Regions from separate parts of the Homo sapiens genome. Here region 1 is linked to region 2. The links are chromatin loops, found by intact Hi-C in ENCODE. Cell type or tissue: GM12878. All regions are shown on one strand. Each heading gives the region's core, and the rest is flanking DNA. Links, peaks and the distances in the headings are about the cores only.

The links. Peaks named below come from ENCODE experiments on the same cell type or tissue, not always from the same donor. Only the 100,000 strongest peaks of a DNase experiment are listed, where the experiment ranks them.
Region 1: a loop joins it to region 2, with 4 times the contacts of the local background. A loop is called at or near these places in 1 of 110 quality-filtered maps.

What each region holds. Positions count from the first base shown.
Region 1 is chr4:85,700,717-85,703,650 of GRCh38, forward strand. The region is part of intron 2 of ARHGAP24 (Rho GTPase activating protein 24); the gene reads left to right. Among named protein-coding and RNA genes, the nearest start is that of MIR4451, 20 kb to the right of the region's middle. In GM12878, for the core only: no CTCF peak of the experiment used is centred there; a DNase peak (open chromatin) is centred at 1,445; H3K27ac peaks cover 1,046 bases.
Region 2 is chr4:85,776,900-85,779,833 of GRCh38, forward strand. All of the region lies in intron 3 of ARHGAP24 (Rho GTPase activating protein 24), which reads left to right. Among named protein-coding and RNA genes, the nearest start is that of MIR4451, 56 kb to the left of the region's middle. In GM12878, for the core only: no CTCF peak of the experiment used is centred there; DNase peaks (open chromatin) are centred at 1,582 and 2,016; H3K4me3 peaks cover 973 bases; H3K27ac peaks cover 676 bases.

The sequences.
Region 1 (2,934 bases), core at 249-2,748, 76 kb before region 2:
TTGAAACGTGAACTTATACTGACTCCACTAAAAAGACTCTTTTATTATGAAGAGTTTGATGTAAAGTAGACATGGTGAATGTAAGATATCACTAGAGAAAAAAATGGAAAATCACTCTATTTTTGAAATTTATCTGGTATATTTTCCTTTATATAGTATCTTCCAGCAGGCAAAACAAAAATAAAATATCTCTCTTTGTTTGTTTCACACTGTTGTATTTTTTATGTAGACATAATTTCCAATATTTATTCCTTGAGAAATCCTTCCCCTTGGAAATTCATGAATTAAGATGATCTGGAATTGGAAGAAATATTTCATTATAAGAAATAAAGTGAATAACTTTTGGGTATTTCATTAGTCTCTCTGTCATTATAATTACAGAATTTTTAAAGAAAAGGTTTATAGGAAAGGAGATGTGATAGTAACCACTTGCTATTATCTCTCCCTCCATCAGCTACTTATATTTCTTCTTGCGTATGGCCACACTAGACATAAAACACATTTTATCTTCCTAATCACATTATCGATTTATTATATTCCTTGCCTCATAGCCTTTTGTTTTGTTTTAATCTTTTATTTCAATAATTTTTGCGTACAGGCAGGTTTTGGTTACATGGGTAAGTTCTTTAGTGGTGATTTCTGAGATTTTAGTGCACCCATCACCTGAGCGCTGTACACTGCACCCAATATATCTTCTTTTTTCCCTCACCCATCTCCCAACATTTCCCACCCTGAGTACCCAATATCATCTTGTTTTGTTTTTGTTATCAATTTTGCTGTTTGCATCTTTTCAAAAAAACTGTACCGTATGCATCTTAAGATGGCAATTATTTTACAGTGATTGCATCCTACTGTAAAATAAATACATCAATCAATGAAGAATTTGGGACAGCTGTCACAAATACAAAAGCCTGTCCTTACATTTCATGTCTTATCTGGTCAGATTTTGGTTGACTGAATTTTTTTCTTTTTACAATTCAGAATTGTCTGGGTGGTCCTGACAGATGTTCAAGAACCCAGTAAACTCTTACATTAGCACAAAGTATAGAGTTAGTGACATCAAGATTCATATATAGATATGTGTGTACTATGTGTGTTTGTATAATACAATAGAGGCTCCAGCTTAATGGAAACATATGGTAAATGGATTTAATAAAAATTCTTTTTTGAATGCTGATTATCCAAACCATCTGCAATGTGGTCAGATCACACTTCCTTCATGTCTTGCCTGAGAGAACAAAATAACCAGAGATTTGGACTCAGTTCCTGAGTCTAAGGAAGACTGTCCAAAAGTCCATCAACCCATGGTACATATTTTTCTTCTGAAAGGTTGTTTCATCTCTACTCCATTCCTATCAGCCTATGAATGTGTGTCTCTCTTTTTCCTTTCTCTCTAGTTATAAGATATATGTATATAATATATACACCCACACATGTAATAAAGCTTCTCTCTTTATGACTCTAGCATATGTAAATATATAGACAAAGGAAGAGTAGTAACTTGAAAGGGGAAGTACATTCTGTTATGTTTTGGTGAAAACGCAGAACAAAATACAGAAGCCAAACAAGTTTTCAAAAAATCTCTACTTTTCTTCTTCTGCCTAGAGAAACAGATGTACATTGTATTTATACAGATGCAACTTTCTTAAAATTAGAATAATGCATACCTTAAAATGATTGTTTTAGGTTATTTATTAGCAGCATAGCAAACAAATATCAACTTAATTAATAATTAACATTTTTGACAGCTATTTTATAAAATTTATTTCTTAAAAGTGTTTTTGAAATCTTTTCATATACATTAACATATATTCATATTTTATAGGCTCTAAAGTATTATAAGATACATTATTGAAACACAATAAAAAATTAGTCCCTTCAATTTGATAAACTTTTTTACACAAATTGTCAATAAGTTATTCAATGAAATACAAGAAACAAAAGTATAAATGTTGTCTTCTGTTTTGCATTCGTTCGCCCTGGGGTTTGTGAGTTTTGATGTCCTGTAATGAGGTTGTTTGCAGAATATATTACTAGATTGTCAAGATTTAAATGCATGTTTAATTTACAGCATCATTTGTACTCAGTTTTGAATATTTCACTTCAGCTTTCATTATTGCATAAACAGAAATTTTAACTTGTTATAAGTGACCCATGAAGGGGTCTGAGAAATACAAAATATACTCAAAACAGTGACAGGGAAGGCTCTTTGTGGCCAGCTGTGATGGACAGAGAAAGGCAAAGGTGGAGGTCAGAAGTGAGACCCCCACCGAGAAGCATGTGAAAGGAGAATTTACTTGTGGGAAAGAATAGAGAAGAGAAAAATGAATATAAAAGAAACTAAGGATCCTACCAAGATTATGACTAAAACAACTGGGTCATTGTTGATAAAAATGAGGCTATGAAAGAAGTAGATTTTATCCTTTAAGGCAGTGGAAATAGAATAATTAAAAGTTGCCTGGTCACCAAGACCATAGACTTGTAAGAAATTCATTCACGTGTTTTTTATTCATTTAGTCAGCTTCCCATTCTACAAATATTTTTAGTACGTGTCATGTGAAAGGCACTACTGTTTTCTCTGCATTGAGTGTGGTAGATGTTCAGGGTAGATGAGATGAGATGACAGATGGTCCTAGACACCCAGTAAGGATGAAGTACTGTTTTACGTTGACTTGGCTGGCAGCAGTGGGCAACCCTCTTCTATGTTCTGAATGTTTGTAGTTAGTGTCCCCTACTTCATTAACACATCAAAATACCCCCAAGATAATGAAATTAGAAGGTGGGAACTTGGGGGAGTTGATGACATCATGAGGGTAGTGCCCTCAAGAATGAGATTTGTGCCCTTATAAAAGAGGCCCCAGAGAGATCCTTGCCTCTTCTGCCATGTGAGGTTACAGCAAAAACACTGACATCTAGAAAGCTGACCCTGATTAG
Region 2 (2,934 bases), core at 173-2,672:
GCTTAAGAAGTAAAAGGAAAATACAGAATATTTTTAGCAAATGCAAGTAATATGTATCAATGTGTCCAACTCTTGTCACATTTGACATATTAATGTTGCTTAACCTTTGCATAGGGCTCAAACAGACATAATCAAATGAGAATAAAAGGAAAATAAGATGCTGTCATTGTGTCAAAAACCATGGTTTTCCAAAATTTCTTTCTCAACATTTCTGTTTTGAATCTCAGTTGCTTATTTGTCAGCATTAGAAAAGTGCTATCATACCCATTAATTTCTCAACATTTTGGAAAATGTGTTCCAGAAAATCTAATTGTCATTTTAAATATTAATTACATTTTATAATTATTTGGTCATAAGCATACTGCTTCCTGCCAAAGAACAGGGCAAGAGTAGATGCCTTAAAAGTAGACGAGAAATATTAAAACCAAACAGTGCATTTCTGAATTAAAGAATAGGTAACAGTTTGAAAATAGGCCTTGAATGATCTGAGCATTTCTCATTGTGTCTTGGAATTGCAAAGTGTAAAGAAGATTTTGCTTTAAAATTTAAGGAGCCAGATCAAATGGAAAGATTAATAGTGGCCAGAGTGATTTCAGTGTGGGCCACTTCATATTTTGGTTTACTTGATCTGGGCAGGATGTTTTAAGATTGGAGCAACCCAATCGATAGGATATAAAGAAATCAAGGACACATGTTTGAAGTGTGAGAATGAATACAGAAGTAGTCATAGAGAATTGACCTTACTTCCCATGCAAACCCTTTGATTTTATTTGAAAATTCCCTACTTTTCTAAGGAAGCTATTGCTTGTCTGTTACACTATTTCACGTGGGAGGGATGAGATAGATCTTATGAATGTTCGATAAATATTTGTTAAATAAGTGAATGAATGAATGAATACATTTCAAAAAGGTAATTTTAAAAATTATTATAATAAGCACATCACTCTTTCAGTTAGAAAAACATAATTTATTCACCAATAAATAGGAAATACATGAAAGACACCAATGAAAATTGTTATGTTGCTTCTCTGTTTTATTTAACAAATTATACAATCAACAATAATCAAAACCAAATGTGTGTATTCAAAAAATCTTGATAGATTGAAAGTGGGGATTTGTGATAATAGCAAATGTGTGTCTAGTTTAAGAGCCGTGGAGTAGTATCACTGATACTAGGTAGAACACTTATTCTGCCACCTGTCACAGCACCATGCCTTACTGAAGCAGTACTCTGTAAGGACTAATAAATGTTAGCATCCCTTGAAACATGGCAGCTCCTGAGTTGTAAAAATATTCTGGACAATCAGCAAAGGAAAAGATTATTTCCTAATATACAAAGAAATTGGAGATTAAAGGGAAAGTTTCAATATTAAGGATTTTAAATCCAAAGGAAATGTTTTCTCTGAGACAGTTCTCACATCCTAATTGTGTTACTGCTCCCTGCCAATTCCTTTGCTTATTATGCAAGGATATAGAGGAAAAGGCAAACTATTTCCCCTCAGGTATGTTAGTGTAGTGGAAAAAGCATTGAAGCAGGAGTTGTGAAACCTGGTTATTTGTTAACTGTGGCACTAACTAGCCGTGTGAGTGACCTTATACAAATCATATTTTTCTCTGGGTTTCACTTCCCTTATCTACAAAATGGGTTCACCCGGCTAAATTATATTTAAGGTCCTGATGAGCTTTCTATGATTCCTATTTCTTATTTTGTTTTGTTTTGTTTCTAAATGCTCAAATACTACATTATTTAAGGTATATTTCCTTGTAGGTTTTTTTTCCCCTCTCTGTCTCTTTCTTCAATATATGGGATGGGAGGATACTGACTAAGTCTGAGAAGGAGGAGAAAGAAAATTAGCTACAGGAAGAGTTTATATCCCCTTCTACAAGAAAACTTAAATATAGCTACCACCGCTTTGAAAGGAATGGTTTGTGTCCAAACAGCATTTTCCAGACAAGCTCTGTACTTTTTTGCCAAAAGAATTAACTTTAAACTGAAGGCAGTGGACAGTTAAACAAGAGTCGGCACTGGGAACAGCTGTGCGTAGACCAGACCAGTGACTTATAAGGTACTGTTTTTACTCATTTAAATCTTCAGGGTTCATTTGTTTTGGGGACAAGTATTTAGTGGTCATTTGACCTTTTTTTCCTCCCTCTTCACCTCTATTTTGAGAGAAAATATACCCTTGAAAATATTTTAGCTTTTTAACTGTATTATTTTCTGGCTGTTGATATTTGAAACTACTCGGATTTTGCTTTGTTTTGTTAGTGTTTTTAGGAACCAGATGATTGTTGCTGTTGTTTTATTTTAAAGCTTAGTTTAGGTTTGTTTCTTTGTTGTATCTTGTCATGTGTGGTTTTTGTGTTTTATTGCTTGTGTTGGATAAAGATAAATATACTTTAGCATTACAAAATGTACAGAATGTTCTTGACTGGGCAGGAGGGGGAGCTTAATGAATCTTCAACTTGAAATATAGAACTAATATGGAGCCAATCAGACAAGAGAACCTGGGCAGGGCAGTCTAGGCACTTTAACTGATTCAGTCAAGGCTCACTAAACTCATCACAGCTTGGTAGATCTGACCTGGGAAACACAGTTATTTTGAATTGGGGTTTTTGCCTCCAGTTTGCTTCTATATTTAGCTGTTAATTTTAATCCTTCCTTCTCTTTATTCATTATTTTTTAAAAAAATTCTAATAAGCCTACTTTTCTTTTTTTAATGAAGCTTATCTTAGTGTAAGCTCATTCACCTTAATGGAGGAACATTTCTAAGAAGAGTGAAATTTTCAAAAAGATTTCAAGTCACCGATCCATAGAGGGTCTTCCAGAGCAGAAGGGGAATAGCCCAATGCGGCACAGAAAAAAATCCCTGTGTACCCTAGCATTCCAGGTGTCACTCTTTCCCCGAGGCCCTGGCTAGCTGGTATATAATATTT